Linked DNA regions of Mus musculus: regions 1, 2, 3, 4, 5 and 6 are each linked to region 7. A link is a loop called in an ENCODE intact Hi-C map of the cell type or tissue named here. Cell type or tissue: heart. All regions are shown on one strand. Region 1 holds the start of Cpt2 (carnitine palmitoyltransferase 2). Region 2 holds the start of Echdc2 (enoyl Coenzyme A hydratase domain containing 2). Region 3 has its middle 4.3 kb from the start of Scp2. Region 4 overlaps Gm40221 (a long non-coding RNA gene). Region 5 holds the start of Scp2 (sterol carrier protein 2, liver). Region 6 holds the start of Gm40221 (a long non-coding RNA gene). Region 7 holds the start of Coa7 (cytochrome c oxidase assembly factor 7).

Region 1 (4,000 bases), 400 kb before region 7:
GGAACTCACAATATAGATGAGGCAGGCCTTGAACTCACAGCCAGCCTCCACCTTCTGAATGCTAAGATTAAAGGTATGCACTACTACCCTTGACTAGTGATAGTATTTATAATTCCAGGAACCTGCCACTACACCTGACAAGCAATATTATTTATACTTCCAGGATCTTACAGACGTTTGTGCTGTGGACAAGACTAAACTATGTTGAATATTCTTACAGTTTTCCAATTCTAAACTACCGACAGTCCACCTGATCTTAAACCTGGGTAAGGCACAGGCCTGCCTGAAAGTCAGTGCCCATCTGACTCAGCAAATGAAAACTCTCTTTCCCAAGCCCTCACCTTTCCCCTACATATTAATGCAGCTCACACAGGCTGTCTGGAGAAGCCAGGTCACACCCTCATCCTGCAATAGCAAAGTCCCTTTCTCTTTCCCCCTCCGTCCTGCTGAATTCAGATAACCTCACTGTAGCTGGTCTCACACATAAGCACACTGGGTTCTTGCTGAGAAGGCACGGTGGGCAGATGACACTGGGTTAAATAACTGCTGGACACGGAGGAAAACAAACCCCACAGCAGGGAACAATACCATGGTACAATGTGTGTCTTTTCCCGGATGGAGCAGGAAGGATCACTGGCAGCTGGGCCAGGACAGTGAGGGGGATTTGAAACAGGTTTGGAGCTTGGTTTGGGAAATAAACAATGAATGCAAAGACAATTTAGGTTTGGCTTAGAGTGAAGGTAATTTCTATTCTGGCAACCTAGAACAAAGCTGAGAGATCAACGAGAAAACTAGACTCCAGATTTAAGGAAGTACTGGGTATTGGGGACAGGGGGTGACGGACATGGAGGAACACTTATTAGGGCTGTTTGAATAGGTCAGGTAGTGTGGGTGAGGTGTTGGGGACCACCCGAAAGAGTGCTGAGGAAGGTTTGGTGGGTATGAAAAAGTTCTAGGTTAAGGCTGACCTTAGAAGATGGAGCAGAAGATGGAGAATGCTAAAATGAGGATAAAGATGTGCTTGCAGCAACGATGGGACACTACCAGAACAGGTACTGGAAGAGGAGTGGGCTGGGTGTTCTCAGCAACAGGTAAAGGTGAATAGGGGACACTGACCCGAGGGAGACCCATGTTAGGAACTGGCTATCCTCCCTCAATGGGGGTGCCCTATATCTTTAATCTCAGCACTCTACAGGCAGAAGCAAGAGGATCTCTAATAGGCCATCCTGGTCTACAGAGCTAGTTCTAGGGCACACAAACCCTCAAAACAAAACAAGGAATTGACCACCCTAGTAGAAAGGATTCGGGTGATTTTCAGGCATTAAGTGTGTAGGGCTCAGGATAGCTGTCTGAAAGATTAATGGAGCGGGCAGGAGTTTGTAGGATTCAAGATGAACTTGTAGACGGGAGGGTTGCGGAGGAGACTTTAAAGTTTCTGAATCTTCTGAGCCAGGGAATTTTCAAAGTCTCAGGCTTTCCAAGCTGGGGAATGTGACTGCCTCCAGGGCCGGAGGTTCAGGGCAAGTCCTAAGCACCAGGAGTCGGGTCTGGGCCGGGGCCAGGAGGCTGGGCTCACCTGGGCAGGCTGTCCTGGTAGTGCATGGTGGGTACGATGCTGTGCTGCAGATACTCGGCGGGCCCCGAGACAGCACTTAAGGGCCGACTAGGGGCTCCCAGGACAAGCGAGGGGCACCGGGGCCAGTCACGCAACAGCAGGCGCGGCATCATCGTCCCGGGCGGCAATGGCGGCTTGAGGACGCGGTGGCTGAGGGAGTTCCCGAGCAAGCAGGCCGCTGCCCTCAGGCCCGGGACACCCGTAGAGACTTAACGTCCAGTTCAACTCCGCCCACAGGGGCACTTCCGGGCACCGATAGGCGGTGGCCCCGCCCACACTTGGCCTCTCCCAGAGCCCGCCCACATCGTGGCCACGCCCAAGAGGCGGCCACGCCCACCTGGGCCGGAAGCGGTCTCTAAACTATAGTAAGCCCAGCTTCTTGCCCGAAGGTGGCAGGCATGTAACTCTGAAGCTAACCTCTTTTCCTTTCACAGAACTGGATAGAAATCAAAAGTAGAGAAAAAAGAAACGCTGAAACTTGGCATTTGGCAGACCTATCCTTGTCAAGGCTTGGTCTCTAGAGACCAAGAACATTTCAAACCTTTGTCTTCTAAGTAGAGAACAAGATCAACAAACGCCTCCACAGTTCTAGATTTACTGAACAATAGTCATACTTATTTCACCAATATAATTTGTTAGGCAGAATACTTTACTCATACTAGGTCCGTGTAGCATTCCCCAAGCCTGAAGTCTTTGAAGTGTGTGGCTTCGCGGGGCGGGGGGGGGTGGGGGTGGGGTGGGGTGGGGGGGGGATAGGGAACTTTCGGGATAGCATTTGAAATGTAAAGAAAATATCTAATAAAAATATTATTAAAAATGTATAACTGGAAATTGGGGGTGCATGCCTGTAATCTGAAGGAGAGGCAGAGGCAGAGTGTCAAGAATTCTAGCCTATATTCAGCTACATAGCGAGTTGGAAGCCATCCTGGGCTACACGGGACTGTGTCTTAATCAAAACAAGAGGAAGGAAGGAAAAAGAATGTACAGGAACCAGAAATGAGCATCCTTTTTCAGATTGAATATTTCAAAGGAAAAAAACAAAACAGGTTCCCTACCAAGAGGAAACCCTTGTCCTCTAGTTCTGGGTGTCTTTTAGCCTCAGTCCACCGTAGGAGGCTACCTGTCAGCACACATGGGTCCTGAAGTCCCAAACTTTTCAGGAATTCAAAGATTCTTGAACGTGAACATCCCCATCCATCGCTAAACCACCACAGGCAAGCAACATATACCATACCCCTCTGGTCTCTGCCTCATCTGTAGCTAAAGAAGTAATAGGTTCTGCTACCACTTATTTTACATAGTGAATTATTCTCACTTGAAGCACAACAGAATTCCATTCTGGAAACACAACCTTCCTTTAGCTCCAGCTGTCTGTCAGGACCCTGTAGATCTGAAGCAGCCAAGTACATTTTGTCTGTTCCATAAGTAGGTAGGCAGAGCCATGAGCTGGAACACATCCCAAAGGGCACTGGATTTGGAGTTCAGGGGACCTGAGTTTGTTTCTCGGGCTCTGTCCTTATTTAGATGACCAGCAGTTAAACAGGAAACTCACTTACCAGCTCCATACTGAAGAACTTTTCTTCATTGACTGAAGAGCTAAGCACAGAATTCAAAGCTAGTGGGAACCAGGGATGTAACTCAGTGGGCAGGGTGTTTGCCTAGCATGCATGAAACCCTAGGTTTGATCCCTAGTATCACATAAACCAACCAAATATGGTGGTGCATGCCTGTAATCCCAGCACTGGGAAGGTGGAGGCCTGAGAATTGATTCGATGTTGACGGGTGGGATGGCTCAGGGAGTAAGGTCCTTGGCACTGATGATGATCTGAGTTAAGTCCCTGAGACACAATGGTGGAAAAGGAGAACAGACTTGTGAAGGATGTCCTCTGACCTCCACACACAACATAATAAAATGGCAATTTTAAAACAAAATTTTAAAAATACCAAACTTCTAATTTTCCTCCCTTGAGAACAGACCTATCTGGCCCAAATTCAAAGTATCAGAATCTCTTGTCTGTACTGTAGAGTGTCATAGGAAGAATATAAAATCCTTTCTGAAAAAGTTCATTTGTCAGGCCAGGAATGCTGGCCTTTAATCCCAGCCCTTGGGAAGCAGAGGGAAACGATTCTGTGTGAGTTCGAGGCCAGCCTGGTCTACAGAGTGAGTTCCAGGATATCCAGGGCTACACAGAGAAACTGTCTCAAAAACAAAAGATCAGTTGTCTCCAAATCCTAGTAGTTTTCAAAACCTTGAAACCTGTGGGGATACTGTCGTCCCTTGAGTGGCGCACCACAAAAGTGACTGAGCCACAAAAGCCATCAAAGTGAACGTTCTTAGAAACAAGAGACTTTAACTAGAGAGGAGGAGAAAGAGTTCACACTTCA
Region 2 (4,000 bases), 160 kb before region 7:
CCCAAGCAACAGGGATTCTTTTGAACTTTTTGAAGAACCATAAGAGTGATCAATCAGTTAGCATGGTGGCACATACCTTTAATCCCAGCACTTGGGAGGCAGAGGTAGGCTAGTTTCTGAGTTCGAGGCCAGCCTGGTCTACATCATGAGTTAACTTACATAGGTCCCGTGATGACTAAAGAGACTGATACAGAGCCAGGCATCCCTTAAGGACTGTTTACCTTTTGCTCTGGAATGCCTTAGAGATTCCAGTGACCTTCAGGTGTGATAAGAAAAAGAAAGTGGAGTCATAAGGTGGTGGCCCACGCCCTTAAAACCTACCCTTGGGAGGCAGAGGAGGATCTCCAGGTTCAAGGCCACTGATCTACAGAGTGAAAGTCAGGACAGCCAGGGCGACACAGAGAAACCCTGTCTTGAAAAGCCAAACCAAACGGAAAGAACAGGATAATGGACTGTGAGGCATTAACAAACTGCCTTTGCTTCTGTAAAGTCTGCTTAGCATTGTGGGAGAGGGGTGAAATGCCTTTTGTTACTATGTATCAGGAAGGAAGGATTTTCCCATGCAGCTCTGAGGTCCAGGGATCTTTGTAATGCATACTTTTCTGATGTCTGCCCTTAGAACCTCCCTAACCTCCACTTCTGCAAGGCACACATTGTTGGCACTAAGAACTGCCAGTCCTTCTGACTAGCACTAGAAACAAACTCATCGAATTTGAATGTGAATTGGGTCTAGAGCTTGTAACTCTTGCACGTACCCTTAATCGATATCCAGCTCCCACGTGATGGCTCACAAATGTCTGTAACTCCAGTTTCAGATGACACCTCTATGGCTCTGTGGGCTCCAGGCTAACTTGTGGTACACATGCACACATAGGCAAAGCACTCATGCACAAAAAATACAAATAATTTTTTTAGATTAAAAGACTTTAAAAAATTGAGTCAGGGTCTGATTAAATAACCCTGGCTGCCTTTAAGTCACAGCAATCTGCCTGTCTTTCCAGTTAAAAAAGCAAAGACTGTCTGCCCTCTCTCTGTCACTGGAAACCAGGCACACAAGTGGTACACAGGCAAACCCTTCACACAACATAAAGATAGACAAAGTCATCTTGTCTGATATTCACATAGCCATTCCTGGTCTGCAAGAATTCTCTCTCTCCTCTGACTCTGTCTCTGTCTCTCTCTGTCTGTCTCTCTCTCTGTCTCTGTCCTCTCTCTCTGTCTCTCTCTCTCTCTCTGTGTGTCTCTCTCTGTGTCTCTCTCTGCCTCTCTCTCTCTCTCTCTCTCTGACAGCGTCTCAGTGGAGCTCCCTGGCTGACCCAAAAATCAATATGTAGACTAGGCTAGCTTTGAACACAGAAATCTGCCCGAGATCTGGGATTAAAGTCATAGCACCCAGCTTCTTCTTCAGTTTGCTAAACGTGGGATTCTTGACAAACAGGGTTTTGGGTCTTTTTGTTTTTTGTTTTTCCTTTTAGCAGTTTGAAAATAGATTGTATAGTTTGCTGTGTTATTTCGTTTTGTCTGCCACAGGGTGGTCTTCAGATCACTGCGTAGCTACGAATGATCTCTGGCTGTTTGTGGTTCTGTTTGACGGAGACACTCTTCTCCCGCTGCTCCTACACATACGAAAATCAGTGGCTTGAGTTTTACTATTAGATGGCCTGACAAAGCACCCATATCTTGACTGTTCACCCCAGATGCTTGGTTGATTTACCCTGGATTGCCCTTCTTTCCTCTGCAAAGGAAGGCTAGGTGGCCGGTGGAGGACAGAAACTGGCAGTTCATAACTGTGAGCCAAAGTTCTTAGTTAAACTGGGAGGGGCCAGACGCGATCTTACAGCCTCTAGGACAGCAGACCTTGTCAGTGGGTGCAGACCACCCCACAGTGACTGATGAAATGACATGATCTGAGGGTACACGTGAAGAAAGTGCACACAACACATTCAGTTTTGGACACCACCTTCCTAGCCGTGCATTCGGATTAAATCTGCAGCATTCCCAGATTTCACGAAGGAGCTGAACTTGGGGTCTGCAGGCTCGCGGACCGCCGCACCTTTCTCTCCGCCCGTAGGTGGAGCCCTTGGCGAGGCCTCGCCCGCCCCGGAACTACGATTTTCCAGCTCTGCCGAGGAGGTCCCGTTCTCCGCGCCACCTTGCCGGCCTGCTCCCCGATGCTACGCGTACTGCCCCGCGCGCTGCGCCTCCCGTGCTCCTGGAGGTTCTCGGGGGCCCGGGACTGCGCCTCTCACGCGACGACCAGGACACCCGAAATCCAAGTGCAGGCTCTGACAGGTCCCAACCAAGGTAAAGTTGTGTGCTGAGACCCAACACATGGGAAGACTGAGGCGGGAGAGCAGGAGGATTGGATCTCAGGGCTCCCAGGGTAGAAGGGGAGCTCCCCAAACTCTCTAGAGGCCCGGGGAGGTGTGGAGCCGAGAGGAGAGCTGGGAGCAGGGCTGTGCGCCAGGAGATCAGGACAACAGTGCTAGCCAGGACTTTTCCCTCTAGAGCCTTGGCAATGATCGGGGACGGGGGTGGGGGGTGGGGGTGGCGGCGGAGCAAATCTGGCTGGACCTGAGGGGACAACCAGAGAGGGAGGGACGGTCCACAGGGTCCACGGACACACAGGGAAACTTCACAACCATCGGCGGCAGCAAGGTCTTTTATTGTACAAAAATACGCTGTGAAGCGTGGGTATGTTTGTTTGGACCTCAGGTGCGTTAGCTGGGTGCGGATCCTTCTCCAATGTAACCTCATCCCATCTCCGTTCCCATGTTGGATATTGTATTGTTCCTGTCTCTTCCTGTTCTTCTGTTTTATTTGTCTCCCCCTCCCCAAAAACAAAAACAAAAACAAAAACAAAAAACAAAACAGGGTTTCTCTGTGTAACAGCCCTGGCTGTCCTGGGGTTCACTCTGTAGACCAGGCTGGCCCTGAACTTCAGAGATTCACTTGCCTCTGCCTCCCAAGTACTGGGATTAGTGGTGTGTGTCACCACTGTCCCGCTTATTTACTTTTTTTTTTTTTTAAGAGTTATTTATTTATTTATTTATTTATTTTGAGACAGGGTTTCTCTGTGTAGCCCTGGCTGTCCTGGAACTCACTCTGTAGACCAGGCTGGCCTCGAACACAGAAATTCGCCTGCCTCTGACTCCCAAGTCCAAGTGCTAGGATTAAAGGCATACGCCACCACGACTGGCTTATTTATTTATTTCATGTATGTCGGTACACTGTCTCTTGTTTTCAGACCCACCAGAAGAGGGCATCGGATCCTATTACAGATGGTTGTGACCCACCATGTGGTTGCTGGGAAATGAACTCAGGACCTCTGGAAGAGCAGTCAGTGCTCTTAACCTCTGAGCCATCTCTCCAGCCCCTTATTTACTATTTTTATTACTGAATGTGAGTGGTTACATTTGCCACTGGGCACATTTTTTAAAAGGTCATTTCTTATCTCCTTTGCTGGCCTCTCTGTCTGTGCATCACATGAGTGCCTGTGGAGGCTGGAAGAGGTGTTCTTACCCCAGAACTGGAGTGACAGAGGGTTGTGAACGGCCATATGAGATCTGGGACTTGAACCCAGATTCTCTGGAAGAGCAGCCTGTGTTCTTATCTGTGGAGCCATCTTTCCAGCCTCCACTTGGAGGTCTTGCTGGCCTCTCGAATCAATTTTCACTTGCACAGATGGCATTGCACTGGGCTTTTTATAGCATCTCTTCAAGGCCTGCACCAAATTTCAAAGAGCTGTTTTTCTGAATAAATCTAAACCACCACCTTCCTGCTGATGGATACATCACCCTCTGTGGTGCACATCGGGTTTTTTTTTTTTTTTTTCTGGTTTTTCGAGACAGGGTTTCTCTGTATAGCCCTGGCTGTCCTGGAACTCACTTTGTAGACTCAGAAATCTGCCTGTCTCTGCCTCGGGATGCTGGGATCCAAGGTGTGCGCCACCACACCCTGCTGCACATCATTTTCGGCAGACAGGAAGTACTACCAGTGT
Region 3 (4,000 bases), 200 kb before region 7:
GTGTGTGTTCATGTGTATACAATTTCTGAGCTCTTTTTAATTTTTTTTTGACAGAGTTTCTCTGTATAGCCTTGGCTTTCCTGGAACTGACCATGCTTCCCTTGAACCTATAGAGATCCACCTTCCTCTGCCTCCCAAGTGCTAGAATTAAAGGCATATGCCATCACTGCCCAGCTCTGAGACCCTTTCTAACCCTTAGAACCTATAGTAAGAGCCCCTCATAGGTCTCCATGGCAGAAAGCATCATTTAGCCAGAAGAACACTCTCTCTCTAAGACACCTCTTGTAATTGTTTTTAGACTGGTAGATGGGTGGGCATTTGGAGCTGAAGAGAAGGCTCAGTGGCTAAGAGTACCTGCTACTCTTACAAAGGGCCTGGGTTCCATTCCCAGCACCCACATCGGACACTCACAACTGGGAGTCCAGTTCTATCTGGAAGTCTAGTTCTATTGTATCTGATGCCCTCTAATGACCTCCATGGAAACTGGGCACACATGTGGCATACATACAAACATGCAGCCAAAACACTCACACACGTAAAAGAAACTAATCTTTAAGGGTGGGTATTCATAAACTCTAGCTATGAGAGGCGAGTAGCTGAGATACAAGCAGGGAGAGTGAGCACTCGTGTTGCAGGCATAATGGAGAGCATCCAGGAGGAAGCAGAGAAGGATCACTATGAGGAAACATCAACACATTTCAGTTCTGATGCTGAACACCAAGCAGGCTTGGTAAGTACTGAATCCACTGTCGTGGGGTCCCTGCAAGCTTCACGATCTGCCTGAGGTAAGAAACTTCTGGAGTCTGGTACCAGGCCAGCTTATTTTAGACATCTTTAAATTTAAATTACAATATAATTTTGGGAAAATGTTTCCAGGCAATTATTATTTCACTCCCACATGCACAGTAAAGCTTAATATGTAACGACATCAAAAACTGTTGCAAAATTCATGTGACCTCTACCATGAAGATGGGTTTTATAGCTTAAAGGCCTAAGATCTGATGTGGCCCCTGGCTAATAGAGGTCGTCACCAGGGTATAAAATACATGTGACATCTCCCCTAAAGATGGATTCTATTGACTGAGAAACAAAAGTAAAGAGAATGGTTTAGAGAGGGAGAGTTTGGGAGAAATGGTCTGGGAGGTCTGGGGGTGTGGGGCTGGGGTCTGGGAGAGGCCTGGCTCTATAGTTAACAAAGATCACCAGAAAATTAACAATATCCAGTCCCAGCCTTTGGCATGGAGAGCAGGTTTTCATTTCCTTCATCGAGGAGAAATTTCTGTGTGGTTAATATTGCTGATTTTCCCCAATGGTTATCTGTGAGCACTCCTGCCTTCTGCACACTGTTTCTGGGGGGAAGCCAAGTTCAAACTGAGATTGGCTGCCCTCAGGAATACTACAAGAAAAGACTTGCAGGGGGCAGGAGAATGGAACAAAGGAGCCCATAGTCCATAGGTCATTTTCATTATTTCCAAAGGCCTAGTGGAAATTCACACACATCTTACTAATATCAATAAATACACAGTTTTAAAAATCAGCATAACGAGGGCTGGAGAGCTGGCTCAGAGGTTAAGAGCACTGGCTGCTCCTCCAGAGGACCTGAGTTCAATTCCCAGCAACTATATGGTGGCTCACAACCATCTGTAATGGGAGCCGATGCCATTTTCTGGCACGGAGGTGTACATGCAGCTAGAGCACTCATATACATAAAAACAAAGAATCTCTTTGAAAAATAATCAAAAAGGGTCTGGAAAGACAGATCAAAGCGCATGCACACAGACAGACCCATTAGCAAACAGTCCTAGTTAGAACTTCTATTGCTGTGAGGGAACACTATGACCAAAGAGCAAGTTGGGGAGGAAAGGTTTGGCTTTCACTTCCATATCGCTGTCCATTATCAAAGGGAGTTAGGACAGGAACTCAAACAGGGCAGGAACCCGGAGGCAGGAGTTGATGCAGAGGCCATGGAAGGGTGCTGTCTACTGGCTTGCTCCTCATGCCTTGCTCAGTCTCCTTTCTTATAGAACCCAGGACTATCAACCCAGGGATGGCACCACGCACAATGATCTGGGCTCTCTCCTATAAAAAAAACTAATTAAGAAAATGCCCTACAGGCTTGACTACAGCCTCTTACAGAGGCATTTTCTTAACTGAGATTCCCTTCTTTCAAATGACTTTAGTTTACATCAAGTTGACATAAAAGTATCCATCACACACACAATTAAAATAATAAAGATGAAGTCTTTGTTAATATTAGCATAAGAGCTAGTAGGATGGCTCAGTGGATAAAGGTAAATGCTGATAAAACTTGACAACCTGAGTTTGATCCCCAGGACCCACAGGAAGGAGAGAACCAGACTGAAAGTGGTCTTCTGGCTTCTGTGTCCATCTTCAACTCTTGTCTACACACACACACACACACACACACACACACACACATGCACACACTCTCTCTCTAATGATAATAATAATAATGTATAAAAATTTTAAATAAGCATAAATTCAAAACATTTATATCCTTAATCTATTGAGTAAATCAGAACTATGGGGGGAAAGGTCTCCTCTTTTCTTATGGATCCCTAGAACCTAGCACCAGGTAAGCACTTAACTAAAGGAGTATTTCATTCTTGAAAGTCAGATTGGCTGATAAAGACATCAATGTGATTTATGGATCAGACATAGCCACCAGCCAAATCAAATCTCTCTCTCTCTCTCTCTCTCTCTCTCTCTCTCTCTCTCTCTCTCTCTCTCTCTGTGTGTGTGTGTGTGTGTGTGTGTGTGTGTGTGTGTGTGTAGTCAGCAAGAGGCGAAACTGAGGTGTCAATTATTCTCAACCTCATTGTTTTGTGCAGAGTCTCTCACTGAGCCTGGAGCTGAACAGTTTGGGTAGACTGAGTGGCCAGCAAACCGCAGGGATCTGCCTTTCTCTTCCTCTCTGACACAGAATTAGGAGGGAGCTGCACCCACTTTTTACATGAGTCCTGGGAAGCAAACTCAGGTCCTCATGCTCGCATGGCAAGCACTTTACCAACTGAGACACCGCCCTGAAGCCCAACAGAATTTCCTCCCCCTCTCCCTCCTCCTCTCCCTCCTCCTCTTCAAGACAGGGTTTCTCTGTGTAGCCTTGGCTATCCTGGAACCCAGAGATCCACCTGTCTCCTGAGTGCTGCCATTAAAAGTATGACCACCATGCTGGATTTCCAACAGAATTTCTTAGGAATTGTTGTGCAACAAATACTAGATGCTCACTAGATATTGACTACAAAATAGATGGGGAAAAGAATAAGAAAATGGGTAATAATAAATTCTGAGAAGATTGAGAAAGAACCAAGGTAGCAAATGACATAATCTCAAATACCTAGAACTGATGGTAAAATAAATAAAAACAAAGCAAATATGATGATGTAATCCCAGCGCTCAGGAGGCAGGGGCCAACAAACAGCTGCAAGCCCAAGAACAACCTGACCTATATAGCAAGTCCCAGGCCAGCCAGAGCTATAGGGCAAGACCCTAGTTCTTTTTTTTTTTTAATTAATTTATTTATTTTGTGTATATGAGTACACCATTGCCCTCTTCAGACCCCCCAGAAGAGGGCATCAGATCCCATTACAAATGGTTGTGAGCCACCATGTGGTTGCTGGGATTTGAACTCAGGACCTTCAGAAGAGCAGTCAGTGCTTTTAACTGCTGAGCCATCTCTCTACCCCCCAAGACCCTATTTCAAAAGCATAGAGCTGGAGAGATATAGCTCAGCTTTATTCATGACAACCTAAGTTCTCTCTCTCTCTCGAACTCACAACATCAAAAAATAAATTACAAGGATCAGGGTGTGCTGGCACACACCTTTGGTTCCCGCACTGGGACACAGAGACAGGCAGGCCTCTGGGCCAGCCTAGTCTACAGAGCAAGTTCCAAGATAGCCAGGGCTATACAGGGAAACCCTGTCTTGAGAAATGCAGGGTGTGGGTGTAGGGGATGAGGGGAGGGGGGGAGAGCGCAA
Region 4 (4,000 bases), 380 kb before region 7:
TTGTCTCCGCTGCCTTCTGCATCTCTCTGTATCTACCCACAGCCCGTCTACCCTTAATCTAAACAACTCGGAGATCCAGGGACATGGGGGAAGGATGAAGGTGGTTGGCAACCAATTTTATGAGCAATAAATTTGAGAGAAGGAGCTTCTGTGATGCTTAGTTCTATCGTAGCCTGAGGCCAGGGTTAGCCACTCCACCCTAGTCGCAGCCAGCCAGCTTCAGCATAGCGCGGTGACTCACGCTGTTCCCAAGGACTTACAACTCCATTTGAGATGAGGTCTTGTTCCCTATGTAGCCCATGCTGGCCTCCAACTCCTGATACTCTCTGTGCTATGATTACAGGGTGGACCATTATTACATCTGGCTATTGCTTCTGACTTCTTACTACAATCTTTGTGAAATTAGACACACCCCTGTCAGAAAATCTACTTCACAAGAAAACCCCATTCTGTGCGCGCATGCGTGCAACATGTATCACACAGAGTGTAGAGGCTTGATGCTGGGGGTCTTTCATAATCCGTTTCCATCCTTTTTTTCATGAACAAGTTTTTTTCAATGTATGGTTGTTTGGATGACATGTATGTGTAGCGGGTGTCTGCAATGCTCAAGGAGGCCAGAGGAGGGCGTTGGATTCTCTGGGGTTGGAACTACAGATCTGGTGCTAGGAATCAAATCCGGGTCCTTGGGAAGGACCAGTGTTCTTAACAGTGAAGCCGTCCATCTAGCTCCTCCACCTTGCTTTTTGAAACAGGGTCTCTCACTAGAGCATACAGATCAGTTAGACTAGTGGCCAGCAAGCCCCTGGAACCCTCCTGTCTCCATGTCCTCAGCACTGTGACTATAGGTACAAACAGCCTGACTTTTTTTTTTTTTTTTTAGCATGGATGCTGGATAAGGAACTCACATGCTCAAGCCTTCACAGCAAGCATGTCCCCAACTGAGCCATCTCCTTGGTTCAGAAGATTCCATTTTCTCAAGAATTCAGAATAACTAGGAGTTAACTGGGCATCTCACAAAGAGTGACAAGGTAATCCTGGGTTTGTTTATCTCTGTGAGCATACTCTGAGAGCAAGCATACTTTGAGAGCATGGGTCTGTAGCAGGACACCCCCTGCAAACTAGAAGGGGATTTATGTGTAGCGTGCACTGCATGGAGGGAGCTGCCCTGGCTATTACTGTTCAACTTCAGAGACAATAGCTACCGGTGAGAGGTAGGAGTCTCAGAGCACTCGGGCCACTGAGGAGAGGCTCTTGGAGGAGGTAAAGACCACGGGCTAGCAATTCAGAACTTGCTAGAGCAAGGGAGTCACCTACCATCACTTGTATTTGGCATAAATTCAAAGGTAAGCCAGAATCAGGAAAAGTTTATAGTATAAAAAAGACTCCATGATATAGTCTTGGCCTTCATCAGGAAGGTGTGTGTGTGTGTGTGTGTGTGTGTGTGTGTGTGTGTGAGAGAGAGAGAGAGAGAGAGAGAGAGAGAGAGAGAGAGAGAGAGAGAGACTAGAAACATTTCTTTATGTGATTGCTTGGGAACATATTTGGCAGTCTCTAGTTGGCCTTTAGTTGGTGGTGGGGGCGGGTGGAACGCTGCCAGCCACTGCCCAAGTCCTGACTGTTCTTGGCAGATTACTACAGCAGAGCTGTGGCTCCCAGGCTGAGGGCAGCAGAGACTGGCAACCAGAGTTCAACTGTCCTATGTCAGCAATGGCAGGGCACCAGCCAGAGACACAGCTCCAACTGTATCTCTGACATCTCAAACACCCTGAAGAGTTCTTTTTGGATACCTGTAATGCCAAATCCTTGACTTTGCCTCAGAAAAGACTTTCAGCCTAAGCCAATATGCAGCAGAGTTGGAGTTTATTATTTAAGCACAGGAACAGAGAAAAGAAAGTGGCTCAGGGCAAGAAGACCTGCCCTGGCGTGGGGGTGGCCTTCTCCAGAGAGTCACAGTTCATTTTCACCACATACATAGGATTTTCAACTCATACATAGGAGTTTGGTGAGTTCTGGAGTCATTACCTTCAAAGAGCCGCTAAGAAATTCGAGATCCCAGGGTAGTTTCTTCGATGTACAAACAGAACTTCAATTTGTAAGACTCTAGGGCCCAATGATGCTCTCAGCTTCATGCCGCAGAAGCACCTGAATGTCCCTGAACCCTCTGGCCTGGAAAGATTGGTGTCTATGCAGCAGCCACCTAAAGCTTGGGGAGAACTTCCTGAAGCTGCTGATGCTCTCACAAGGAAGCCTGCTGTAGGGTCGACCAGTTGTCTTAAATGTAGAGGGTGCTCCCTCTGAAATAACAGCAGAAAGTATAGTACTGTGGCAAAAGTCAACTAGCAATAGTGCCACCTGTTACCAGTATCAGGTATCAGTCTCCATACAGAGCTGTGTGCAGTTTTCCACAATCACCAGAGCGTAGCACCACCACAAACACGAGAGTCATGAGTTGTACAGTGACTTAATGGCTATATATACCTTCATAAGGCGAGAGCAATTTCAGATCTCTGTCAAATATGTGGTCCCCTGTGACCCTGGGCTGTTTGTTGAACCATATGCTCTCTATATATGTATGCATATAACCACTTTAACTCAGAAATATGAAAAATCTGTGTCTTTTTTTTTTTAAGATTTATTTATTTATTTAAAGTACACTGTAGCTGTCCTAGACACTCCAGAAGAGGGAGTCAGATCTCGTTACGGATGGTTGTGAGCCACCATGTGGTTGCTGGGATTTGAACTCCTGACCTTCGGAAGAGCAGTCGGGTGCTCTTACCCACTGAGCCATCTCACCAGCCCAAATCTGTGTCTTAATTAGGGTTTCTGTTGATGTGACGCAATACCATGACCAAAAGCAAGTTGAGAAGAAAAGGACTTCTTTGGCTTACGTGTCTGAATCACAGTCCATTGAGGGAAGCCAAGACAGGGACCCAAATCAGGCAGGACATGAAGGCAGAAGCTGATGCGGAGGCCATGGAAGGGTGCTGCTTACTGGCTTGCTTCCCATGGCTTGCTCAGCCTGCTTTCTTATAGAACCCAGGACCAGCGGTCCGGGGGTGGCCCACTCACAATGGGATGGGTCCTCCCCCCATCAGTCACTAATTTTAAATGCCCTACAGACTTGCCTGCATATAGCTGGATCTTGTGGAGGTGTTTGCTCCTTGAAGGTCCCTCCTCTCAGATGACTATAGCTTGTGTCAAGTTGACATAAGACTAGTCAACACAAGGTCCTCACTGAAATGGAATATTACATCTCTGTTATGGAAAACAGCTACAGGGATCATTGACAATGGCAGTGAGTAGTAATTAAGAACAAGACCGAGCGTCCCTGAATAAATATATATCATTTGATTTGCCAATTTAAAACAATGGGCTGGGGTTGGGAAGACAGGTCGGGAGTAGAGCAGTTGCTTCACATGAAGAAGGCACTAGGTTCAATTCCCAGTACCAAACCAAACCAAAACCCCAAAACCTAAAATGAAATTAATGAACTATATTAAGAAGAAAAATAGAACAATATTGTGTAACATTCTTGTCTTCTGATAAGCCCAGATGTTTAACTTTTTACAATTCTTTACTGCTGGGACTAGAGAGATTTTTCATTGTTTAAGAGCCCTGGCTGTTCTTGCAGGGTTCAATTCCCAGCACCCACATGATAGTTTGCAAACATCTCTAACTCCAGTTCTGGATAATTTGGCACCCTCTTCTGGGCCTCACAGGCACCAAGCACACACGTGGTACAGAGACATACATGCAGGCTAAACACTCATACACATAAAATTTTAAAAAAAATTTTTTTTTGTAGGTTAATTATTCTCAGCTGTCTCTGGAAGATAGGCAGCAATTTTTTTTACCTAATCTCCAGGAGCATGGGGAAGAAAACGGTGAGTGAGTGAACATTTTTATTGCTTAAATTTATTTCCTTTTATTTTTTGAGATCCAACTTTGTAAATCAGGCTAGTCTCAAACACCTTGGCCACAGTGAGCCTCTCTGCTCAGT
Region 5 (4,000 bases), 210 kb before region 7:
CATTTCAAATATTTCCCCCAACCTCTGCCAGGAAGGTAGTATACATTTGGGTATGTTTCCTACAAACAAAGCTAGGTAGCATCACACGGAGAATTTCAATTAATTCCCCTTTTTTGTGGTAGTTGGGTTTTGTTTGGTTTTGAGACAATTCTGCCACCACCTGCAGAGTGCCGGGATGCCACCAAACCTGGCTTCCATCCGCTTTTAATATTTTCTGGCATCTCTCCTACAGTTGCTGCTCCAATGTGTATTGTTCCTCACTGTTTTAATGATACTTGGAAGAAAAAAAAACCAAGAGATAAGTTCATTTTTTCAATCTTCCTTGCTTAACTAAAAATGTCAAACTCTCCTTTTTTCTCTCTCTTTCTTCTTTTTTGTTTGTTTATGTGGGTTTTTAAAAATCTGTCTTTAATCCCAGTATTCGGAAAGCAGAGGCAGACAGATCTCTGTGAGTTCAAGGCCAGCTGGGTTTACAGAGTGAGTTCCAAGACAGCCCAGGCTACACAGTGAAACCCTGTCTCAAAAAATATAATAAATAAATAAATATATATTTTTTATTTATAAAAATTATATTATATATGATACAAATACTATATTTATAAAATAAATATCTTCAGTTTGTTAGTGTGTAAGTATGTGTGTATATGTGTAGGGGGCACACTCATACTAAGTGAGGGCAAGGGGCCAAACTCTGACTGTCAAGCCTTTCACACACTGGCCATCTTTGCTGACCCTTGCTCTTTGGTTAAAGTAAGGTCTTACAAAAGCTAGGCTGGCTCTGAACTTGCTATGTAAACTTGAGGACAGCTTTGAACTTCTGATTCTCCTGTCTCTACCCTCTGAATGCTGGAACAATGGGTGGACATCACCATGCCTGGTGTATGCAGACTAGGGATAGAACCCAGGGCTTCATGCATGTTTGGCAAGCAGTCTACCGAGTGAGTCATGTCCCCTGCCCAATCTTGCTTTTATTCATTTTTGTCACGGTCACCCTCACATATAACACATAGCACATGTACTGCATATATGCTTAAATGATGAAACCATCTTTAATTCCTTTTTCTCTTCCCTAAGGAATATTAATATCCCCTTCACCTCCACCTCCCAACTAGAAAAAAATTAAACATATCTTTTTTTTTTTTTCAGAAACTATGCTTTTTCTATACAGCCCATATAAACAGACATTAAGCAATCATGGGAAGACACTTTAAAATGGAACAACATACTAGCAGGGCATGGGGATCAGGGACACTTGCAGGTTCAGAGGGGGGGGGGCAGTTTGAGAGACTGAATCAGAAGTTTAAAGCCAGCCAGGGCCATATAAGATACTTTTTTAAAAAAAAATCTAGAGAATATTCTGGAAAGTTTTACTGCCCACCTACTTACTATATGAGAAGCTCCCCCTCTGAGAAACAGTGGGATGCCCTTTAAGTTTTAGAACATATTAGTCAACTTTTCTATTTACATGTTTTGAATAAATTATTTGTTTTCACCTGTTACTAAGATAATGTAAAATTTGGGTTTTGTTTTTTTTTTTTACAGTACAAAAAGATTCTTCACAGTAACTCTTTCACCAGTAAATCCATTTAATATCAATCATCTAACATTCACTGTCATTAGGCACGAGTGATTTATCACTGTGAGTGATACAGCAGTAAATAATTGTGGTACCCACCCTGTAGCAATACATTAGGAGAATATAGTCATCTGAACAAAGAATCCCAGTGCATCAAAGTAAATTAGAGCTAAGCTCAAGGCTCTAGAGGTAAGAAAGACAAGATAGGGCTGGCGAGATGGCTCAACGGGTAAGAGAACTGACTGCTCTTCTGAAAGTCCTGGGTTCAAATCCCAGCAACCACATGTTTGTTTGTTTTGTTTTGTTTGTCGGTTTGGTTTGCTTTGTTTTGTGAAACAAGGTCTTGATATGATTCAGACTCGCAGCAGTTCTCCTGGCTGCATCTCCTAAAGCTCATACTAGAGATGTGAACCACCCGGCCGGCCTACTCGGGATTTAGAATCTAAGGAAGTGTGAGATTTGTGCTGTGTTGGGGGCTCCTTCACAGACTAAAAAGCTAGAATAAGCAAACAGGAAGGCGAATAAAAAAATGACTGAGAGGGGCTGGCGAGATGGCTCAGTGGTTAAGAGCACCGACTGCTTTTCCGAAGGTCCGGAGTTCAAATCCCAGCAACCACATGGTGGCTCACAACCATCCGTAACGAAATCTGATGCCCTCTTCTGGAGTATCTGAGGACAGCTACAATGTACTTACTTACATGTACTTACATATAATAAATAAATAAATCTTTAAAAAAAAAAAAAATGACTGAGAGAACAAGCCCAAGATACTGAGACCCTAGTGACAGCATCATACACCCTCAGGTCGCCTCTCTGGAGGGAAAGGTCAGAGGGACAGCAGCGCAGACTGTGACCGTCCCCTTGCCGCGCTTCCCTGTCGCCTCGGACTGCGGGGAATAACAGAGGCAGATCTCTCGCTGCTCACAACTCTGTTTACCTTGGTCATGCCAACGCCGACCACGAACACCCGGCGCAGGCGCGGAGATTTCAAAGCGACAGAAGGCATGGCTCCAGCAGCGAAGGTCTCCTACAGACTGAGGCTTTGCAGAACCAAAGCCGGGTCGGGTCCGATTATCCCAACCCCAGGCGTCGGGGGCGGGGCCGCAGCGTCAGGGGCGGGGCCGAGTTACGGGAACCGACCGGAGGAGGCAGGGTAGAGGATGTACGCATGCGTGGCGATCCTAGAGCCAAGTCCTTTATGGGTTCTTTTGACCTACTGTGTTAGACTCAGGCAAAGTTTCTCAAGGAGGCCTCGGTTTCTGTGCTTCCTCTTTTTACAGTGAGAGAGGGAAGGCCTAAAATGGAAGCTCTGGCCTCAGAGGAAACTCAGAATCCTGTGGGGATTCTCTAGAGTGTTAGAGACGTTCTGTATGTGTGAGAGTAGTTACAACACGCAGTATATGAGCAAAAAGCACGATGTACACTAATAAAGTCAGAATTCTATGTGCGGATAAGATGTTTTTTAAAAATTAAGTCAGATCAGGGCTTAGTGGTTCACACCTTTAATATCTCCACACGAGAGGAAGAGGCAGGCAGATCTCTGCCAAAAATGGTACAAAGACCAAAATCCATCAAAGACCTGGTCCATAGTTCCAGGAAACAGGAAAGTCTCTAAATGTGGTAACCTTACGTTTTGGCTTCCGTAGTTCTGTTTCTTGCTAATTGAAGTGTGCCAACCAGAATGTGGGTTTCCATGATTGGACAAGTATCCTCTGTAGCCAGGAGCCATCAATACGAAGTTTGTTCTCAGCCTTAAGAGTGTCTGTGTCGGGCTGGAAAGATGGCTCAGCGGTTAAGAGCACTGACTGTTCTTAAAGGTACTGAGTTCAAATCCCAGCAACCACGTGGTGGTTCACAACCATCCGAAATGCGATCTGATGCCCTCTTCTGGGGTGTCTGAAGACAGCTACAGTCATAAATAAATAAATAAATAAATAAATAGGAAAAAAAGGTATATATTACTATCCCCTAAACTTAAAAAAAAAAAAAAAAAAAAAAGAGTGTCTGTGTCTCTATTACTATCCCCTTTAAAAGAAAAAAAAAAAGAGTTTCTGTGTCTGAGCTGGCGAGATGGCTCAGCGGGTAAGAACACTGCTCTTCTGAAGGTCCTGAGTTGAGATCTGACGCCCTCTTCTGGTGTGTCTGAAGACAGCTACAGTGCACTTATGTATAATAATAAATAAATCTTAAAAAAAAAAAAAAAAACAGACTGTCTGTGTGCTGTTCTCTGGTGGACATGCCTCAAAACAAATTCAAGTCCAGCCTGGAATCATCTGCAAAGTGAGACCCTGTCTCAAAAAAAAAAAAAAAAAAAAAGAAGAAGAAGAAGAAGAAGTTATAATGTGCATGGGGGGGGCTAACTTGCTCTGTAGACCAGGCTGGCCTCACATACAGAAATCCGCCTGTCTCTGCCTCCCAAGAGCT
Region 6 (4,000 bases), 390 kb before region 7:
ATGGGAACATCTCTAGAAACAAGTCTCTTAAAAAAAAAAAAAACTTCTCAACTTTATTTTTACACATGTTCGAGGTTTGCCTACATATGTCTATGTTCATGCAGTGCTCACAGAGGCTAGAAGAGGGCACTGGATCGCCTGGGACTGGAGTTACAGGCACGTGTGAGCTGCCACATGGGTGCTGAGAATCAAGCTCAGGTCCTCTGCAGGAGCAGCCAGTGCTGGGCCATCTCTCCAGCCCCTCCAGTCACCGTCTGTCTCTTTGACTAGTTCCAACCATCATGGCCTCTGTGGGATCATACTGTGTGCCTGGCACTTTCCATGTGCTTTACATACATTAATTCATTGCCTCTTCACCTCAGCCCTGTGACATGGTATTATTATTTCTCCACTTTACAAGGGAGGAGCCTGAAGAAGCCCCGAGAGGCTGAATGACTTTCCCACGTCCTTCAGATGGGAGGAAGTGAAGTGAGACTCCAACTTCTCCTTTTGGCTCTCTGACCATCTGGTCACACATAGCACCCAAAGTCATGAATGAAATGTCAGAGCAGGCCCATTCTTTACTTAAAGCCCCTCAGTGGCTCGCCCAGCTCACTCACAGTGAAACTAAAGCCTTATAATGGCCACAGTGTCAACACTGGGGATTAACCATGACTGTCAGGCCATTCTGTTGCCATGTTTGTCTAGGGAGTTTTATTGGGATGCAGTCCTACCCACTCTTTAAAAAGAAGAAAAGAAGTATTTCTTTCTTTTTTTTTTTTTTTTTTTTTTTTTTGGTTTTTCTGAGACAGGGTTTCTCTGTGTAGCTCTGGCTGCCCTGGAACTTACTCTGTAGACCAGGCTGGCCTCGAACTCAGAAATCCGCCTGCCTCTGCCTCCCAAGTGCTGGGATTAAAGGCGTGCACCACCATGCCCAGCCCAGTATTTAATTTTCATGATGCGTGTATATACATAAGTGTGAGTGTGGGTATGAGTGTGTATGTGTGTGTGTGTGTACTCATGTGTGCTCATGGAGGCCAGAATAAGGCATGAGATCCTCTGGAACTGGAGTTACTGATGGTTATAATCGATCCGACATGGGTACTGGAAATGGGATCCAGATCCTCTAGAAGAGCAGCAAGCTCTCAGAACCACTGAGCCATCTCTGCAGCACCTCCCCTCCCCCCCACCCCCACCCCCCATCTCTAAGGCACCTCCCTCCCCCTGCCCCGCTCCATCCTTTCACATAATCTGCAGCTGCTTCATACTACTGTGGCCAAGTTGCATAGCCAGTTCTAAGAGACCACAAAGTCTGAATGTTAAATGTTAAGTATCTGTTCTCTCTACTTTTCCTTCTCCCTCTCCCTCCCCACTTTCTGTATGTGTGTGTCTTTCTCTCTTACACACACACACACACACACACACACACACACTCACCTCACGGGACTTGATTCTGCTCCAGTCACTCTAGTCTCCTGGCCTCCGTGCTGCTGGGCTCTGCCCTTGCTGGTCTTTCTGCCGGGACTTGGGATCCTGGACCCCCTTGCTCCCATTGGTCCTTTACTCAGCCTCTTGCCAGGGCCTTCCCCAACACCTTATAGGAAGTCCAGAACTATTCACGTCCACATTCTCTGTCTTCTGCTCCTGCTTTGTTGTTTCCCGTGGCCCTCAGCATCATCTCAAACAGAACCTCCCAGAGTCTTTTCCTATATTGTCTGTGGCTGGAATGCCCAGAGAGCCGTGTCTGGAATGAAGTCAGCGGCTCAGTCAATCTCTGAAGAACAAATGAGCCGCTTGGCAATTGTCTGCTGACCAGTGTCCCTGTTCCTTGTGTTTTCTCTCCTTGGGTCTGGCTCTGTGATTCCTAATCATCCTAAAGTCAGGGATTTGCCTTCTAGCACAATCCACTCCCTGAGAGGAATAGCCGGCCCTCCATGACCTGGCCCTGTGCCTCCTCCCAAGCTGTAGTTCTCTCTCTCTCTCTCTCTCTCTCTCTCTCTCTCTCTCTCTCTCTCTCTCTCTCTCTCTCTCTCTCTCTCTCGTAGCCCATGCTGGCCTCAAGTGTGCTATGTAATGGAGGATGGCCTTGAACCTCCAGCTCCTGAGTGCTGGAATTGCAAGCATGTGTCACCACAACAGCCTCTGCTGTCCACTTCTGTCAGTTCTTTTAGAAAACCCCTCCCAAACCCGGATTGCATGGCCCTTATTCTCAGGAGCCTCCTAGCTCCTCCTTCCTAAAGTCCCATCAAGTTCAAATGCATGGTACCCACCCAAACCACAGCCCTCACAGGCATGGGCAACTGACTCAAGTTTAAGTTGTTGGAATATAAAATCCTGCTGTATAAAATACTAATACATTTTGATCATGTGTCTGTAACTTTAAAATATATAACTCTTCTCAATTTAAATAAACGTTAATTACAATGCAATTTCAAAGGGGCTATCCAAGTCCATTGCAAATAGTATTTGCAGTCTGGCCACGCGGGGGCACCACTTTAGCTGGTAAACAGAAATCCCTGGGCCTGGGCTGCCAGCTGCATCTCCTCAAGCTGTTGTTTATACACGCCAGCATCTCGGTGAGTAATGGTGGGAGTTTATTTAGTTCTTGTGCATTTAAATTCTCTTTAAGTATCTTATACTGATGTCATCCAGACACTCCAGAAGCCTTGGGACTACTGTGTGTGCTCACAAATGCAGCTGTGCCATCATTAGTCACAACTGTGGGGAGGTTGGACGCCTCAAGCTTCCCAATGCAGAAAGCAGAGAACATGCTAAGAGCTTACAGAAGGATGCTCTCCGGAAAGCACATCCACTGGAAATACCCTGTCCTGTTTGCAAGAGATTGTTCTTGGCTGCTTGCTCAGAACTCCTTATAGAGACCCTGGGTTAGCTGCTTGTCCAGCAGGGAAGCTCAAAGGCCATGGAGTGAGACTTTGTGGCTTTAAATCCTGACCCCATCACTACTAAGCAGTGGTTCATTGTCAAGTCATGAGTTCCCTGCTTCTCATTTCCTTTTCTGTAAAATGGGGTTGCAGCTACACAATTCCAAGGGCTAACTGGGTATTCCCTACAGAGGCTTGGGACAGAGGGCATGCTTTTTAACTGTGAGCCATCTTTTCTTTAGTATCCTTACTCTGAGCTTGCCAACCCCAAGATGGAGTTCCCCGGTGTCTTCTTGTGTTGGCCCATGTGTTGATTGCTTGACCCAAAGAATCAGTGATCTTGGTCTTTTGCCAATTCCTGGTTGAAATTCAGGAAGAACATTTGGGCTTTCCTGGAGGTGTAGGGGAGGGAGCATTCCTCTCCCAAGCCAGTGTGGTCTTGGGGCACTGCCAATCATAAACACATTCATCTCTTTCCAACCTGGGTTTTTCTAGGCTCTGGGTATCCTGAAGCCTGGGACCGTGTGGTTGGTCCTAACACAGGGCACAATGCCCGGAGAGCATGCAGTTTGAACAGTGTGAATGGTAAGAAGTGTTCTGCATGCCCAGAAGTGGAACAAAATCTGAGTGGGAAGATGGAAACTAAAAGTCAGCCTAAGTTGCCCATTGTAGGCTTTATATGTTTCAGACAGAGGTGGGGGCAAATGAAGAAAAAATCAGGGAAAAGGGTCAGTCAATAGGCAAATAGGTAGGGTGGGACTAGTGGAGGCAGTAGTGGGTGACAGTAGAAGTGACAGTAGAGGGTGACAGTCTACTGAATACTGAGCAGGTTCTCTGCTTTCCAATGACTTGCATGGCTCTCAAGAGGTGACAATCACCCAGGCAAATGAAGCCTCAGGTAGGCTGCCATCGATTGATCCCATATTGACTCATTGATGGGGAAGGCATCTGTATAAGTCACGATTTCCCAGAGAAACAGAACCTGCAGAGTGTGTGTGGAGAGAGGCTGATGTTCACATGGAATTGGCTTGCACATATGTGGTAGTAAAGTTCCCCAAATCTCCCAGGGAGGCAGACAAGCTGATTGATGGAGGGCAAATTCCTTTTCCCAAAGATCATATATTTAAATGTCAATCTGA
Region 7 (4,000 bases):
AGAGTTCTGTGTATTTTCCTTCATGCGTATTTTTTGCTTTAGAGGGGTGGAGAGCTAATCAAAGCCTTGCATCTGCTAAGCAAACACACTACTCAGTAACTATCGGTTCCCAGAGTTTAATTTATTTAACTTTATTTTTTTAGGTTTAGTTTCTTTTTTTTTTTTAAAGATTTATTTATTATTATATGTAAGTACACTGTAGCTGTCTTCAGACACTCCAGAAGAGGGAGTCAGATCTTGTTACGGATGGTTGTGAGCCACCATGTGGTTGCTGGGATTTGAACTCTGGACCTTCGAAAGAGCAGTCGGGTGCTCTTACCCACTGAGCCATCTCACCAGCCCTAGGTTTAGTTTCTTACTTAAGGTGTTGAGGTCTGCCCTCCACCAACATGTATGTAGCCATTTTGTTTCATGCCTACCAACTATTTCATATTATTGCTATAAAATGCCTGCCAGTCACGGACACAGAAAAATAACCTGACTCAAGTTTGGGCTAATCATATACCCTGTATGTTCTGTATGTGGTATGTTAATCTTAAGAAATTCCACAAAGCTTTACGTCGGACCCATAAAAATCAAAGGTCAATATGAACTGTTATGTCTAAAATGGCTTGAGTCAGAGCTGACCACTGGGCAGCACTTCCTACGCCTACATATGAGCTCAGTGTGTGTTTCCTTTATAAGCCTTTCCTGAGAATACACTAGTACCACAAAATTAGGTTCCCGAGTCCTTTTTGTGGCCCTGAATGTCCAATTTTGGGGTATTCATTCAATAAACTGTTTTTGCTTAACTGAGAACAGTGTTTTTATGGTGGTTCCTGGTCCCCAACAAAGGCAATCTTGTTATGTAGCCCAGGTTGGCCTTTAACACACAACTATCTTCCTGTCCCAGCCACCTGAATATAAACATATGCCACTATGCCTGACTGAAATTAATTTTGAACACAAGGGTCTCAACTAGGCATGGTGATACATACCTTTATCCCAGCATTCAGATGCAGAGGCAGGCGGATAGGCAGATAGGCAGATTTCTGCGTTCAAGGAAAGCCTGGGCTACAGAGTGAGTTCTGGGACAGCCGGACTACGGAGAAACCCTGTCTGGAAAATGAGAGAGAGAGAGAGAGAGAGAGAGAGAGAGAGAAGAAGAAGAAGAAGAAGAAGAAGAAGAAGAAGAAGAAGAAGAAGAAGAAGAAGAAGAAGAAGAAGAAAGGATAAGAAGAGAAGAGGGGACAGGAGGGGAGGGGAGGGGAGGGGAGGAGAGGGGAGGGGAGGGGAGGGAAGGGAAGGGAAGGGAAGGGAAGGGAAGGGAAGAGAAGAGAAGAGAAGAGAAGAGAAGAGAAGAGAAGAGAAGAAGTTTCTCTGGCTGGCCTAGAACTTGGTATGCAACTGAGAATGACCTTGAACCCTGACCCCCCTTGCCTCTACCTCAACAAGTGCTAGGATTGCACCATGCCTGTTTTAGGACATGATGAAGACTGAACCCAAGGGACCAGGCAAGTTCTCCAACAGATGAGCTACTTCTTCAGCCTAAATATTATTATTATTTTTTTTTAATAATGGCTTACTGTTTTCCAAGCTATCCTGGAACTCCTGGAGGCCAGGTGGTGTGGCCTCTTCTGAGGCCTGGGCTTGCTCAGTTCTTGGAAACAGAGATTTATGTCTAGTCTCCTGAACTGCCAATGTGAAGCCTGTCATGGAGTCAGCCTGTCTCAGTTATACAGAACAAAGCAAGTAAGCTTCTAGATGTATCCAGTAGGAGTAGGTTAAGGAGGGAGGCTCCAAAGTAAAGGTCAGGCCTTCTCATCCTGGACCATGTATTCTAAGGGCTCCCTCTAGTGATTACAGATATAAACAAGATAAAAAGAACACGGATAGGTGGATGTGGGAGCTTGTATCTGCAACAGTACTCAGTAGGCTGAGGGGGGAGGATTGTCTCAAAGTGAGATTCTATCAAAGGAAAAACAGGAGAAGCCATACATAAAAGTCAGTTTTAGCCAGAGGCTCTGGAGTAACGCAGAGCTTGTGCTATCCTGTGAAAGATGTGTCATGGAACTGCTTTTAAAACCATGAGTCCATTCCCAATCGGCCTTTCCCTTTCTCCTTGCCCCAATAAACCTCTTCGGTAAGATCTGTTGCATCATATGACTTCATAGTGTTCCTTGGCTTCAATCCGCCATGCTGCTGTTCTAAAACTATTATAGTGACCATGTTGTCACTATAATCCCGACCACTGATGTGTTCTAATCATAACTCGCAGTCATATTAATATGGATGATTTTGATGGGTCTACAAAGAATATAGAGATAAGGGCATCCCGTGGCAATTGCACAGATTTATTTATTTCGGTTTTTCCGGCCATATTTGGGACACACAAGGTATTCAAAATGCTTGCCACCCAAATGAACGAATGCTTTCGGAATAGATTTCAAGTTCTGTTTTACGATGCTTCAGAGTACTTGGTGGTGAGCTGCAGCCCAACGCTGTAAGCTTTGGTAAGGCTGGGACCTGAGCTCCCGGCTGTGTCGGCTTTAGAACCGGAACTGAAGAATGTCTGGCTGATCCAGACTACAGGGAGAAAACCATTAAGGGGCAGTATGGCCTCAGATAAACCGACGCAGAAACCTGGGAGAGGGCTGTCCAAAAAGAAGAATAAAAGCCTGGAGGGGTGGGGGGGGTGGGGAGCTACCACCGCAAAGGATGATGGGAAGCGGTAATCGTCTCCTTCCTTCCAACCCGCCCCCGTACTGAGGAGCGCTGACGTCACGCACGCCGCCGGCATGCCCCGCCCCTGGGCTGGCTCACGTAACTGAGGGTGGAGCCACAAAGCGATTTGTGGGAGTCGGAATCATGGCGGGCTTGGTTGACTTCCAGGACGAGGAGCAGGTGAAGTCCTTCCTGGAGAACATGGAGGTGGAGTGTCACTACCAATGCTACCGCGAGAAGGACCCGGAGGGTGAGCGCCAACTGCGCAGCCTGGGACATAGGGGAGGGGAGCGAGCGTGGGGTGCAGTCGTGGTCACGTGGCGGGCCGAGGACGCCTAAGGACCGGGTCAGGGTCACTACGGGCCTGTGGGCGGGAAGTTGTAGTGCATCGGGGGCGGGGCCTGCAGCGGAGGGCGGAGCCCTCAGGCTAGATGCTGTGTAGTCAAGTTTAGGGTGCTAGGACTGGAGGTGTGAGGGTGAAGTAGAACCTCGGTGTACATGTCTTTGAGGGAATCATTTAACATGCAGGAAATAAATGAAATATATGCTAGTAGTAAATGCGAGCCAGAATTGGTTGGCATCTTGCACCTGTAATTCTAGCGTTCGGGAGGCTGAGGAAGGAGGATCACTTAGAACTCAGGAGTTAAGGACTAGCCTGAACTACATAGCAAAACCCGGCCCAAAAAAAGAATTGGAGAGGGAGATTGGAGTGGTGGTCCAGTAATTAGGAGCCCATTTAAAGTTCTAGGAGATCCAATGCCTCTGGCCTCTGCTGCCACCACACCACATGCTCGTATACACACATCCATAATTTAAAATAATAAAAATTAAATCTTTTTTTTTTTGAGACTGTCATTATGTAGCCTTGACTGGCCTAGAACTTACAGTGTAGGCCACGCTAGCCTTGGACTCAGAACTGCTTCCTCTATCTTCTGAGTTTTTGGCATGAGCCACAGGCCTGTTAACAAATTAATAAATTAATTAATTTGTTGAGGTGTTATTCTTTGTGTAGTCCTGACTGTCCTTCTGTTGATCAGGCTAGCCTGAAACTAAGATATCTGCAAGCTTCTGTTTCTCAAGTGCTAGAAGGTGTGGGCTGCCACCATCCAGCACAAAATTTTAAAAAAAAATTTTTTTTTTGTTTTAGTTTTTTCGAGGGAAAAAAAAGTTTTTTTAAGGTAAGTGAAATGTGATAAAAAGAACTGAGTGAAGGGCACTGCCCAATGACATGGCTTTTGAATAAAGCTTTGAAGGAGGAAAGGAACCATTGTAAGTCTTTGCCAGGCAGAGGTAATAA

The links. A loop is a pair of places that touch in the nucleus more often than their neighbours do. Peaks named below come from ENCODE experiments on the same cell type or tissue, not always from the same donor. Only the 100,000 strongest peaks of a DNase experiment are listed, where the experiment ranks them.
Region 1: it touches region 7 in a loop (2.5-fold over the local background); 12 of 42 quality-filtered maps call a loop at or near these places.
Region 2: it touches region 7 in a loop (3-fold over the local background); 6 of 42 quality-filtered maps call a loop at or near these places.
Region 3: a loop joins it to region 7, with 5 times the contacts of the local background. A loop is called at or near these places in 5 of 42 quality-filtered maps.
Region 4: a loop joins it to region 7, with 4 times the contacts of the local background. A loop is called at or near these places in 9 of 42 quality-filtered maps.
Region 5: it touches region 7 in a loop (4-fold over the local background); 5 of 42 quality-filtered maps call a loop at or near these places.
Region 6: a loop joins it to region 7, with 2.6 times the contacts of the local background. A loop is called at or near these places in 12 of 42 quality-filtered maps.

Annotation. Positions count from the first base shown.
Region 1 is chr4:107,921,739-107,925,738 of GRCm38, forward strand. Cpt2 (carnitine palmitoyltransferase 2) reads right to left here and starts at 1,851. Exons shown (of 5, transcript NM_009949.2): 1 at 1,577-1,851. The coding sequence starts at 1,728. In heart, a CTCF peak has its summit at 2,008 (motif pointing right); DNase peaks (open chromatin) are centred at 423 and 1,863; H3K4me3 peaks cover 2,055 bases; H3K27ac peaks cover 1,662 bases.
Region 2 is chr4:108,163,358-108,167,357 of GRCm38, forward strand. Echdc2 (enoyl Coenzyme A hydratase domain containing 2) reads left to right here and starts at 2,080. Exons shown (of 10, transcript NM_026728.4): 1 at 2,080-2,304. The coding sequence starts at 2,172. In heart, CTCF peaks have their summits at 2,060 and 3,237 (motif pointing right); DNase peaks (open chromatin) are centred at 2,174 and 2,444; H3K4me3 peaks cover 1,358 bases; H3K27ac peaks cover 735 bases; H3K27me3 peaks cover 318 bases.
Region 3 is chr4:108,120,893-108,124,892 of GRCm38, forward strand. It overlaps a transcript of Scp2 not described here. Among named protein-coding and RNA genes, the nearest start is that of Scp2, 4.3 kb to the left of the region's middle. In heart, no CTCF peak of the experiment used is centred here; no DNase peak of the experiment used is centred here.
Region 4 is chr4:107,942,722-107,946,721 of GRCm38, forward strand. It overlaps Gm40221 (a long non-coding RNA gene), which reads left to right. Exons shown (of 3, transcript XR_867994.1): 2 at 881-1,028; 3 at 3,806-4,000. Among named protein-coding and RNA genes, the nearest start is that of Gm40221, 7.3 kb to the left of the region's middle. In heart, a CTCF peak has its summit at 1,677; no DNase peak of the experiment used is centred here.
Region 5 is chr4:108,115,866-108,119,865 of GRCm38, forward strand. It overlaps Scp2 (sterol carrier protein 2, liver), which reads right to left and starts at 2,682. Exons shown (of 16, transcript NM_011327.4): 1 at 2,514-2,682. The coding sequence starts at 2,582. In heart, CTCF peaks have their summits at 2,135, 2,344 and 2,677; a DNase peak (open chromatin) is centred at 2,686; H3K4me3 peaks cover 865 bases; H3K27ac peaks cover 921 bases.
Region 6 is chr4:107,934,969-107,938,968 of GRCm38, forward strand. It overlaps Gm40221 (a long non-coding RNA gene), which reads left to right and starts at 2,503. Exons shown (of 3, transcript XR_867994.1): 1 at 2,503-2,555. In heart, a CTCF peak has its summit at 2,458 (motif pointing right); a DNase peak (open chromatin) is centred at 2,513.
Region 7 is chr4:108,325,338-108,329,337 of GRCm38, forward strand. It overlaps Coa7 (cytochrome c oxidase assembly factor 7), which reads left to right and starts at 2,815. Exons shown (of 3, transcript NM_027250.4): 1 at 2,815-2,953. The coding sequence starts at 2,848. In heart, CTCF peaks have their summits at 1,835 (motif pointing left) and 2,593; a DNase peak (open chromatin) is centred at 2,984; H3K4me3 peaks cover 1,873 bases; H3K27ac peaks cover 1,687 bases.